Regions from separate parts of the Homo sapiens genome. Here region 2 is linked to region 1. The links are chromatin loops, found by intact Hi-C in ENCODE. Cell type or tissue: mammary epithelial cell. All regions are shown on one strand. Each heading gives the region's core, and the rest is flanking DNA. Links, peaks and the distances in the headings are about the cores only. Region 1 has its middle 17 kb from the start of MATN1-AS1. Region 2 has its middle 100 kb from the start of MATN1-AS1.

The links. Hi-C counts contacts between places; a loop is a spot of excess contacts. Peaks named below come from ENCODE experiments on the same cell type or tissue, not always from the same donor. Only the 100,000 strongest peaks of a DNase experiment are listed, where the experiment ranks them.
Region 2: a loop joins it to region 1, with 5 times the contacts of the local background. A loop is called at or near these places in 1 of 110 quality-filtered maps.

What each region holds. Positions count from the first base shown.
Region 1 is chr1:30,698,916-30,704,293 of GRCh38, forward strand. No RefSeq gene overlaps it. Among named protein-coding and RNA genes, the nearest start is that of MATN1-AS1, 17 kb to the right of the region's middle. In mammary epithelial cell, for the core only: no CTCF peak of the experiment used is centred there; a DNase peak (open chromatin) is centred at 2,246.
Region 2 is chr1:30,616,197-30,621,574 of GRCh38, forward strand. No RefSeq gene overlaps it. Among named protein-coding and RNA genes, the nearest start is that of MATN1-AS1, 100 kb to the right of the region's middle. RefSeq lists enhancers at 1,387-1,556, 1,774-2,973. In mammary epithelial cell, for the core only: no CTCF peak of the experiment used is centred there; a DNase peak (open chromatin) is centred at 2,415; H3K27ac peaks cover 1,529 bases.

The DNA of each region.
Region 1 (5,378 bases), core at 246-5,245:
ACTTCCCTGCCCTGAGCCAAGGTAGATGCTATAGTAACCGCACAGATGCAGTGACACAGGCAGCTCTCGACACAGCCGAGGGGGCATCTCAGACCCCAGAGCCTGCAGGGCCCCAGGGGGACTCAGAGAAAGAAACTAGGGCCTTGAGGGCCTGAGGGAGGGGTGTCCTGGAAGAGAAGGAGGAGAGGAGGGAGAGAGGAAGGGAGGTTGGGTTTTGAGCCCCCACTCCCCACCAGATCTTATAATGGGCACTCCACACACTCTGTCTTATGTAATCCTCACAACAGTCCTAGGAACTTCTGTTAATGTCCCCATTTTTCAGATGAGAAAACTGAGTGCCTGAGGTGACATGGCATGCCCACGTCTCTAGCTGTTCAGTGGTAAAGCCAGGATTCCCACCCAGGCCTATCCAACTCCAAAGCACATGACTTTCCTTGTGCCTCAATCAACAAAGACATGAAATAACCAACCATTACAGGCTCCATCCGGCACAGAGTACAGGGCTCAGGGCCATGGGCATACATTGCAGGAAGAACTCTGGACTGAAAGTGGAGAAACTGAGGCTTAAAACATGGTGTTGCACTTCCTAGATGCATGGCCTTGGGCATCTCTCAGCCTCAATTTCTTATCTGTACAATGGGAGGGATGACCCCATCTGTGGGGTGGTGTGAGGGTTAAAATGAGACCTGTGTGATGGCATACAGTGGGCCAGCAACAAACGTGAGCTGAGGTAGAATCGAGGCTGTGCTGGGCTCTGAGCTCTCTGCTGTGACCCTTTCCTCACCTGGGGATTTCCTGACTCCTGACTCCTGGCTGTTTTGTGCATCCAGCCATCCATCCTTCCATCCCTCTATCCATCCCTCCATCTATCCCTTCATCCATCCATCCATCTATCCATTTATCCTTCCATCCATCCCTCTATCCATCCCTTCATTGATCCATCCATCCATCTATCCATCCATCCCTCCATCCACCTATCCATCCGTCCCTCCATCCACATATCCATCCATCCTTCTATCTATCCATCCATCCCTCCATCTATCCATCCATTCCTCTATCCATCCCTTCATCCATCCATCCATCCATCCATCCATCCATCTATCCATCCATCCCTTCATCCACATATACATCCATCCATCTATCCATCCATCCATCCTCCTATCCATCCATCCCTCCACCACCTATCCATCCATCCCTCCATCCACCTATCCATCCATCCCTCCATGCACATATCTATCCATCCATCCATCCATTCCTTTATTTATCCATGCATCCATCCTCTTGTTGATTTCTTCAGCGCTAACCTAGAACTACTCAGCCCTGGAGGGGGACACCAGGACCAACAAGACACTGCCGCTGACATCCAAAGGCCCTTTCAGCCTAGTGAGTGCATCAACAGGGGTTCAGGCCTGAACAGAGATCTGAGGAACTTGGTGGTCCCTCCATCCGTCACCCACTCTTCTGCCCTTCTGGTGGAGTCCTAGGGGAAACACAGGGAGGGCACCAACCTGAAGAGGAAGTCAGGAAGGGCTGCAAGAGAGAGTGGCTAAGTTCATCTCCAGCCTCAACAGAGCAGGAAGGGCATTCCAGGCACAGCATGTATAAAGGAACAGAGGTGCAGAAGAACCTGGCTGATCTGAGGAAGGGCAGGCAGCTCAGCACAGCTGGACCCAGGCGCAGCATGTAGGTAGCAGGCAGGGGGTGGAGACAGCAGGGAGAGGACACAGCCTGAAAGGAAGCAGGGTCAGGCTGGGAAGCCTTGAGTTCCAGGCCAAAGAGGTTAAACTTGATCCAACAGAAAATTAGGAGCCACAGACAGTTCTTGAGCTGGGGCATGACAGGATAGAATTCACATATTTGAAAGCACTCTCTGGCAGCAGTGAGCAGGAAGAGTTTCAGGGGAAACAGGAGCGAGGGGGCCAGCTGGGAAGCCGGTGTACCTCCTAGGCCCAGCACTTTAGGGCGGTCTTCTCAGGGCAGGTTTCCTGGCACCCCTCCACTTGCACCTACAGGGACACTCACAGAGTTCAATAGCTCAGACTCAAGCATCAGGTGGGAGCCTGGCTGGGCGATGGCCTAGGGTCAGTCCAGCTGGAGCTCAGCCCATGACCCAACACAAAAGTGCACACTGCACATCCCCCACAATGGCCCAAGGGATTCCTGGAGTCACTCCTGGGCTGCCATCAGCCTCATCACCAGGACACGTGCTCTGCCTCCCACTTGGCCGGTCCCCAAGGAGATGATTCAGCCTCTCTCCTCCTCCCTAGGTTTCCCTCCCCATCTCCTGTCTCTCTTAGCTGGTGACATGGCTTCCTGGTGCCCAGAGAAAATCCAAGCCTCAAAATAAGAACTTACTAGATTTCCTGACAACAAATATCCAAACTCCTGGCACTCACAAGGCCCTCCCCTTCCTCCTCCTGAAGATGGAGACTGTCCCCTCCTGCTGTCTGGGATCCCAGCCTGCTCTGACCGGCCCCGCCTACCCACTGCCTGGATCTCTCCAGGGTGGTGGGGACATGTTTAATCTCTTTACCTGTCTATACTCATCCCTGTCTCTATGCCCCATCTCTTCAGCACTGAATCATATTCAAGTCTGTCATCCCACAACAAACCTGAACCTGATGTCTCCCCTGAGCTGTCACCCTCTCACTCTCTCACTTTCCCTTCACTGCCCAACTTCCTGAACCAGCCATCCTTCCTGGTTGATCTCCACACACACTCTGCCCACCTCAGTCCCCATGCTGTCCCCAAGATGCTGCCCTTGTAAGGCCACATTTACCTGCTGGAAGGACCAGGCAGTGGGCACCCTCGGCCCATGCTTAGCCCCTGGGCAACACTCAGCCTGTGCCTGCTTCTCCTCCTCCTCTCTCCTCTTGGTCCCTGGGACCCCGTCCTCATTTTCCTCTTATCCCCCGGCCACTCCTCGGGCTCCCTTGCTGGTCCCTCTTGCTGTTCCTGAAGTGTAGGGGTCCTGGGGCTCTGTTCCAGGCCCTCTCCCCTGACCCTCCTCTCAACTTCTTCTCCTGGGGGCTCATCACTCCCTGCAACTTCAGTCATCTACATATTTGCCAATGACCCCAAACCTTCACCTGCAGCTCAGGACCTGCTTCTCCTGCCCCCTGGACACCCACGGGGCATGCACTGATGCAGCCACATCTAGCATCTCACCCAACCCCAAACCTGCTTCTCTATATGAGGAAGTGAGGGTCCCCCAGGCAGCCCAAGTCAGAAACCTGGGAGCCCCCCTCCACTTTCCCATCACTCATCACTGAGGCTAAGACTGAAACCCCCAAATATCTCCAAACTGCCCATTTCTCCCAGCCCCGCAGTCACTATCCTAGTCAGAGCCCCATGTCCTCCAGCCTGCATTGCAGCCTCTATGTCCTGACTGACTCCTTCCCCTGTCTCAGTCCTATCCTCACCTACATGGTGGTCAGAGGGACTTTCAGACCCAAATCTGCTCATATGCCTCCCCACTCATACCCTACATGCAACTGTCACACTTAGGATGTCAACTCCCCACTCCACCCCGACTCTACCCTAATCCAAGCAGCCGTATTATCTTCAGGCCCATCTCACCACCCATTGGCACTTCCCAGATAAGACTAAGCCTCCACTTAGACAGCCCCCTGACACCCCCTTCACTTGGGGCATCTTAGCCAGTACCGGCAAGACCAGGAAGAGTTCCCTTCACCCATGAAGTCCTCCTGGTCTTGCAGGTTCTGGCTCAGATGCCCCTTCCTCCAGGTAGGTTTCCCTGATTTTTGCCAGAGGCTCCCACAGCAGCCTGTGCTCCCCTCCACAGCCATCCTTACACCTCACGATGACATGTGCTAAACACCAGTTTCTCTGCTCAGCTAAAGCACCATGCTGGCAAAAACTGGGTCTCTTGTCCAGCTCCATCATAGCAGCACATAGTAGATGTTCAGCTGCCATTTAGTGGATGCATGGATGGATGGATGGATGGATGGATGGATGGATGGATGGATGGATGGATGGATAAATGGGTGGATGGATGGATGGATAGATGGATGGATGGATGGATGGATGGATGGATGATGGATGATGTATAGATGGATGGAAGATAGATAGATGGATAGTGGATGGATGGATAGATGATTAATAAATGGATGGATGGATGATGAATAGATGGATGGATGAACTGATGGTGGATGATGGATGGTGGATAGATGGGTGGATGATGAATGATGGATAGATGGATAGATGATGGATGATGGATGGATGAATTGATGGAAGGATAATGGATGATAAATGGATATGGATGGGTGGGTGGATGAATGTGACTTACCAAATGTTCTGTTAATATTTGTTGATTTAAATTCACATTTCAGTGCTACTAAGCTCCCATGTTGTGAGTGGACATGTTGGACAGCTTCAGGGTATCTAAGAACCTCATAAGTAATGATGATTAGCATAGGTAAGATGAAATTTTGGCTTAATTTCAGACTACATATCTGACAATCAGAGCGGGGTCAGACCCCCCGAGATTACACCAAACCTGTCCCCACCGGACCAACAGAAATTTCCCCCATGGAGGACAAAATCTCAGAGGATAAAGCCCTACTACATTCCAGGGACTTGACCTGCCTCTCTTTGGTGTTCCTCACAGTCACCCCCATGAAGTCAGCCTTGTGGTGTCAACCTACAATCAAGGACATGGTGGCTCCAAGAAGCTGTGTCACCACTGGGTGACACACCAAAGCCTGCCTGGCCCGGGGCTATGAAGTTCGAGGAGGAGTTCCCTAGTGGGGATGGCCCTCATGGAGCTCTGTTGAGGATTGGGGTGGCAAGAACTTGGCCCCTTCCCCTCTAAAAGCCATCAGTCACCTCACCCAGAATAAAGTCCCTGAATAACAGTGGTGCCAAAGCCGATAATAATCATAATGATAACACCAACCTCTGCTTCCCTGGCTGGGCTGACCCTGTGCCAAGCTCCTGCCAGCACGCCACCCTCCTCATCTCATCAACCGTCGCCACAACCCTGTGAGCTGTTACTGCTCACCCCATATCACAGATGAGGAAACTGAGGCTCACAGAGATGCAGCGACCTGCCCAAGGCCCCTCAGCCCCAGGCAGAGCCAGGCTGGCCCTGGGTGTCTGACTCTGGGCCTCAGAGGCCTCCTCCACGTCCCTCACACTTGAGCAGCTTCTCTGACACGTTCATGCTTTTTGCTGTCCCCTCCCCCTGCACAATGTTGACTCAATCATCCCTTTAATCTGACTTGAAATAGGCCGTTTTCCATTTGTCTCACCCTGAGCAACAAAATCCATGAAATCAAGGCTTCAATGCGCTAATTTCTTATGGGTTTTTTCCTGATACTATTAAAATACATACATGACTGGGAAACTATGAAATA
Region 2 (5,378 bases), core at 175-5,174, 83 kb before region 1:
AGCCCCTGGTCACTCTCTGTCATGCAGTCTTGAGATTATATTTTCATTCATTACTTGTCAATTGCTTTTTTTTCCCTTTTTGAAACAGGGCCTTGCTCAATCACCTAGGCTGGAGTGCAGTGGTGCATTCAAGGCTCACTGCAGCCTCAACTTCCCAGGCTCAAGCTATCCTTCCACCTCAGCCTCCCGAGTACCTGGACTACAGGTACGCACCATGCCCAGCTAATTTTTTATATTTTGTAGAGACGAGGTCTCGCCATGTTGCCCAGGCTGGCCTTGATCAAACTCCTGGGCTCAAGTGATCCACCCGCCTTGGCCCCTCAGAGTGTTGGGATTACATGTATGATCCACCACACCCAGTTTTGTTAATTGTCTTAACATCTCTGACTGACCACACACACAAATCAAATGAGATTATTTCATTCATTCATACAATAAGTATTTATGTGCCAGGCAATATTCTAAGCTCTAGAAATTATTAATAAGCAAAACAATGCAACACCCCTTTCTTCACAGATGCTATGTGTTGCTACAGAGACAGATGATAAGCAAGGGAAATAAATCAAATATACACGGAATATGCCAGATAGTGGTAAGCGATGAGGAGACATCAGATAGAGATGGGGGATGAAGAATGTCAGGAGATTGGGGTGCGGTTTTATACGGGTGATCAGGAAAGGCCTCAGTAAGGACTCACTTGGGAACAGCCCGAAGGCTGGGAGCCATGAGGACATCTTGGGTGGTCAGCCCAGGCAGCGGAAGCCACACGTGCAGATTCCCAGAGGTGAGAGTGACCCTGGCATGCTCAAGGGTCAGCAGGGAGGCCCAAGTGGCTGGGGCAGAGTAAAGAGGGGTAGGGGATGAGGTCAGAGAGGTCATGGGGCCTGGGACCAGGAGAGGACTCAGGCTTTAATCTGCAGAAGCTGGGCACCCATGGAGAGTGTGAGCAAGGAAGGAAATGGTTGCAGGGGCATTTTTAAAGGCTCTCTCCTGCTTCTAGGTGGAGACGAGACCACAGGGCGCAAGAGTGAAATCGAACTGGGGAGATGATCGGGCATCTCCTGCAATCATCCTGGCAGTGGGTGACAGTGAATGGAATCAGGGTGGGAGCTGGAGGGTTAGAGATGATTAATTAAAAAGCGTCTGACACAGTGCTGGCGCACAGTAGGCCCTCAGGCGATGGTAGCTGTGATGACTCATATACTGAAAGTTCTGGGAGCCCTAAATTGAAATCTCTTGGCTGTCTGGCCACATTGCTCTGGCCTAGTACCGACGTCATCTCTCAGAGGAGATTAACAAAGACAAATCTTCAGACTGCATAGAAAATATCACTGATGATATGGTGAGGGGGTAAGTTGCTTGCCAAGGTCTTCGGAGTAATAGGAAAAGACAAGAGGGCCGGATTATACAAGTGATAAAACGCTGACATCTCACACATACGACATGTGCTTGAAAGATGCACATTCAGATTCTTTTTAAGGGTAAAGTAACCTTTAAAAGTGATTTATTCCTCCTCGGTTTAAAAAAAAATGTTTGAGAGGTAAAATATATGTGTGCGGCAACTTGAGTTTTCCCAAGTTAAACCCTTCCTCCTGCAATATATTCTCTCAGTGGGCTTTTTACTGGACGGTGATTATATCAATAGCACACTATGTTCACACGGGCAAGAGATCACACACATTTCTTCTGGAGTGAAACTGACTGTCAGTTTAGATTAGAAAATCTGGCTGGTTGACACAGGCAGGGAGCAGTGTGTGTGTGTGTGTGTGTGTGTGTGTGTGTGTGTGTGTACATCTTAAAAGGAAAAAAGAAAAGAAAACAGCCACAGAGCAATGTAGCAATTTAAAGATACCATTCATTTTGTTGGGTTTTGTTTTCAATGAAAATATCAGGAAAGCATTCCCAGTAGATCACAGGGGACCCAAGAAAATGGAGAGGTGCAGCCCAGCAGACAAGAAAATGGGGCTTGCACTCTTGGGGGGCAGGTGTCAGGACCCTTCCCCAAGCCGGCAGGGTGACCTTGAACCTGTTGCTATTCCTCTCTGGGCCTCCATTCCCCCAATGTGTAAAACATGGACTCCTTGGTCTCTATGATTCCTTCCAACTTCTAAAATTATAAATCAGTCAAAGATGAAGGATGATAAATGAAGGAGTGGAGAGGAGGCAGGAAGGACAATCTTATTGATCTTGAGACTTTGATTCAAAGAACAAAAGTGAGAGGAAATGTCGCTCTCGGTGAGAATGTTGTGACTCACCCTGGATGAATGAGGCAGCAGAGTTGGTTAGATATCTTCACCTCTATCACCTCGATCTTCCCCATAGTCCCAGAAGGTGGGGATAATTATCCCCACTGCGTGAATGTGGCAGCTGTGACTCGCAGAGGTGGTGGGACCTGCCCAAGATTGCATTGCTGGTGAGTCACCTGCCAGAGCTGGATTTCAACTGATTCCAAATTGCACACTCCTGTTCCAGCTGCCCAGACCTGAATTCTCAAGACAGAGCCTGAAGGAGGGACCTGAGGCTGCTCTGCCTCTCTCTGAGATGGCCACGAAAGCTGAGGTTGGGAGGGACTGCAGTGTGGGCTCACAGAGAGCTGCTGTCATTCTCCCAGGGCCAGTCACAGAGATCCTGCTCCTTTGCTAGTTAGGACCAAACAGGAAAATGGACTTTCAGCTTTGTATCTGGTGAAACTTGACTGGAGAAAGCTGTTTGGGCCTGAAAACAGAATGAGGCATCTCACTTTTCCCTCTAGGTCTAGGCAGGGACTCCCTGGGAGATGAGGTTTTTCAGGAGACCTGGGCAGTTGGCTGCCGGGAGAATCGCCACCCACAGCCCTTCATCCCTGGGAGCAGAGACCCCGAGAGAGGGGCAGACCTACCTGCAGAAGGTGGACCCCAGCCCACATGCCAAGGAGGAACAGGGGCATGCACCACCTCAGGGTCAACTTTTGTGTTTGCCTCTTCCAGACCCACCCAGTAAACCAACTTCAGCCTGATCCCAGCGTCCCAAACTCAGTGTCTTCCACCCAGTAGGTGCTCCTGGGAGCTGAAGTAGCTCAGCAAGGCAGCAAAGATCAACTTGGCTAAAATTTGCCTGAAACCACTTTCAAAATGAAACACATCAGGGAACAAGTGGCTGGGTGGTGGTCAAGATGACCAAATTTTTTCTCTTCAGACTTCACCATTTCTTGATTACACCCTGGGCAAACAGCGAGAGACAGAAATCACAGGAAAGGTGCTTCTGCTATACACAGTCCCAGGCAAGGTGTGCAGAGGTGAGACCCACCCCAGGTCTTCTGCTCCCACCCCAGGCCTAATTCACTGATCTCTGCATTTCCACATATCCCATGTCTCCTCCTGGGTGAGCTGTTGGTAGCTCAAACACAATATGTCCAAAAGTGAATTCAACTTCTCTCTAACCTAACTCTCACTGTGTTCCCAGGGTCCAAGGTTTGAGCAACTCTCCTAGTCACCCAATCTTGGAAACTCAGTGTCATCTTGTTACACTTTGACAAAGAATTTTACTTAAGAAAATTGCCCAGCATTTTCTGAGATGCCCAGAAAACGCTGGAGAGCTGAACAAGGCTGGATCACTTCAGACCAGACACAAAACGGCCATAGTTTATGAGCGAACAATACATGTTTGATGAATAAATGGACAAACCCATGCATGAATAAAAGAGCAATGAATGAATGAAGTCATGCATGAAAAAGCATATTAGTAAGTGAACGAATGAATGGATGAGCCAATTAAAGAAAGAATGAATAAATAAAAAGAAGTAAATGAGAGGTAGAATACCACTTATATTAAAATCTAAGAAAACAATATCTGAACAAAGTACAAATAAATGAAAGAAGAAATGGGGGCACTAATGATGGAAGAAAGGATATAGTCACACGTGAATGAGTGTGAGAAGTAATTTTTTGAGACAAGGTCTTGCTCTGTTGTGCAGGCTGGAGAGCAGTGACACCATCTCAGCTCACTGCAGACTCAACCTCCTGGGCTCAAGTTCTCCTCTCACCTTAGCCTCCTGAGTAGCTGGGACTAGCGGCACACACCACCATGCCCATCTAATTTCTGTATTTTTTGTAGACATGGGGTCTCACCATGTTGCCCAAACTGGTCTCAAACTCCTGGGCTCAAGGCAATCCTCCTGCCTTGGCCTCCCAAAGTGCTGGGACTATAGGCAAGAGTCACCACGCCCAACATGAGAAAGAATTTTTAAATAGATTTTGAAACCGATGCAAGAGATGAATAATGAATAGTGAATGAATAAATGAGTGAATGAATGAAGTAAATGTACAAGGATTAACCAGCAAATGAGTAACTGAACCAATACATAAATGGATACAAATGGTGAAGGTGGTCCAGCCTTGATATGAGGGGGTGATGTGGTACAGGGAGGGATGCTGACAAACTCCATGGGAATTCAGTGGGACACCGTGGAGTTGAGGTCTTGGTAAACTAGCCACATTCCTCTTGGGGAAGATTTTTAAAGGGACTTCCATTTGAATTTAATAAGAATATTATTAAACAAATATCAGCTGACGCTAGCTGCTTTCCAGGATTAACTCTAGGTTCGTTGGAAAGAGCTCAATAGAATTGACGATACTGTTGTTCTGTTGCAGATAATTACCCATTACACAGCACCCCTCCAGCATGATTTTGATAATTGCTATTAAAATAAGGACTTCCACTGTCTCTTTACAAATTAACCTCCAAGAGGTGTAATTACTATCGTGGCAGGGAGGTTGGCTGTGTGGCCTGGGAATGATGGCTGGGGTTGAAGCTGTTGCAGTGACCACCTTGTGAGACCCGGCATGGGGTCCAGTAAGGAGGCATGAGACTAGGGTCTGGGGGCTCAGAAGTTCTGGGTTGCAGGCCCCATCCCCTGCCATGAAACATCACACAAGTCGTTCACCTGTTTGGGTCTCAGCTCCATTCCCTATGAAACTGAGGATGGTTCCCCTGAGCTCCCACAGCAATCCCCCACCCACCCCAGGGAGAGCAACAGAGTCTTCTTTTGACATGTGCCGCCTCCCCAGACTAAGGATGGAGACCCCTCAGTGCATCTCAGCAGCAGCACGGGGCCTGGCATGTAGTAGGTGCTCAGTAAGCACTGGCCCAGGGAATTAATGAATGATCTTAGTGTACAGTGTATGTTTTAGGAGCTGCCCTGAGTCCCTTTCAAAAGAACTGTGGTTTGATGAACAGGTGCCTCTCACCACATGTCCTTGAGTCACTTGTCACTCCTCCAGCCATCCCTTGTTCCCTTGACTCCCCCAGTGTCTACCTGTCTTGATCCCTCCTGCTGCCATGTGCTGCCTGTAACATTGGGTGGGCCTGGGAAGCATGGAAACAAGTAGGGGGGCTTGGGA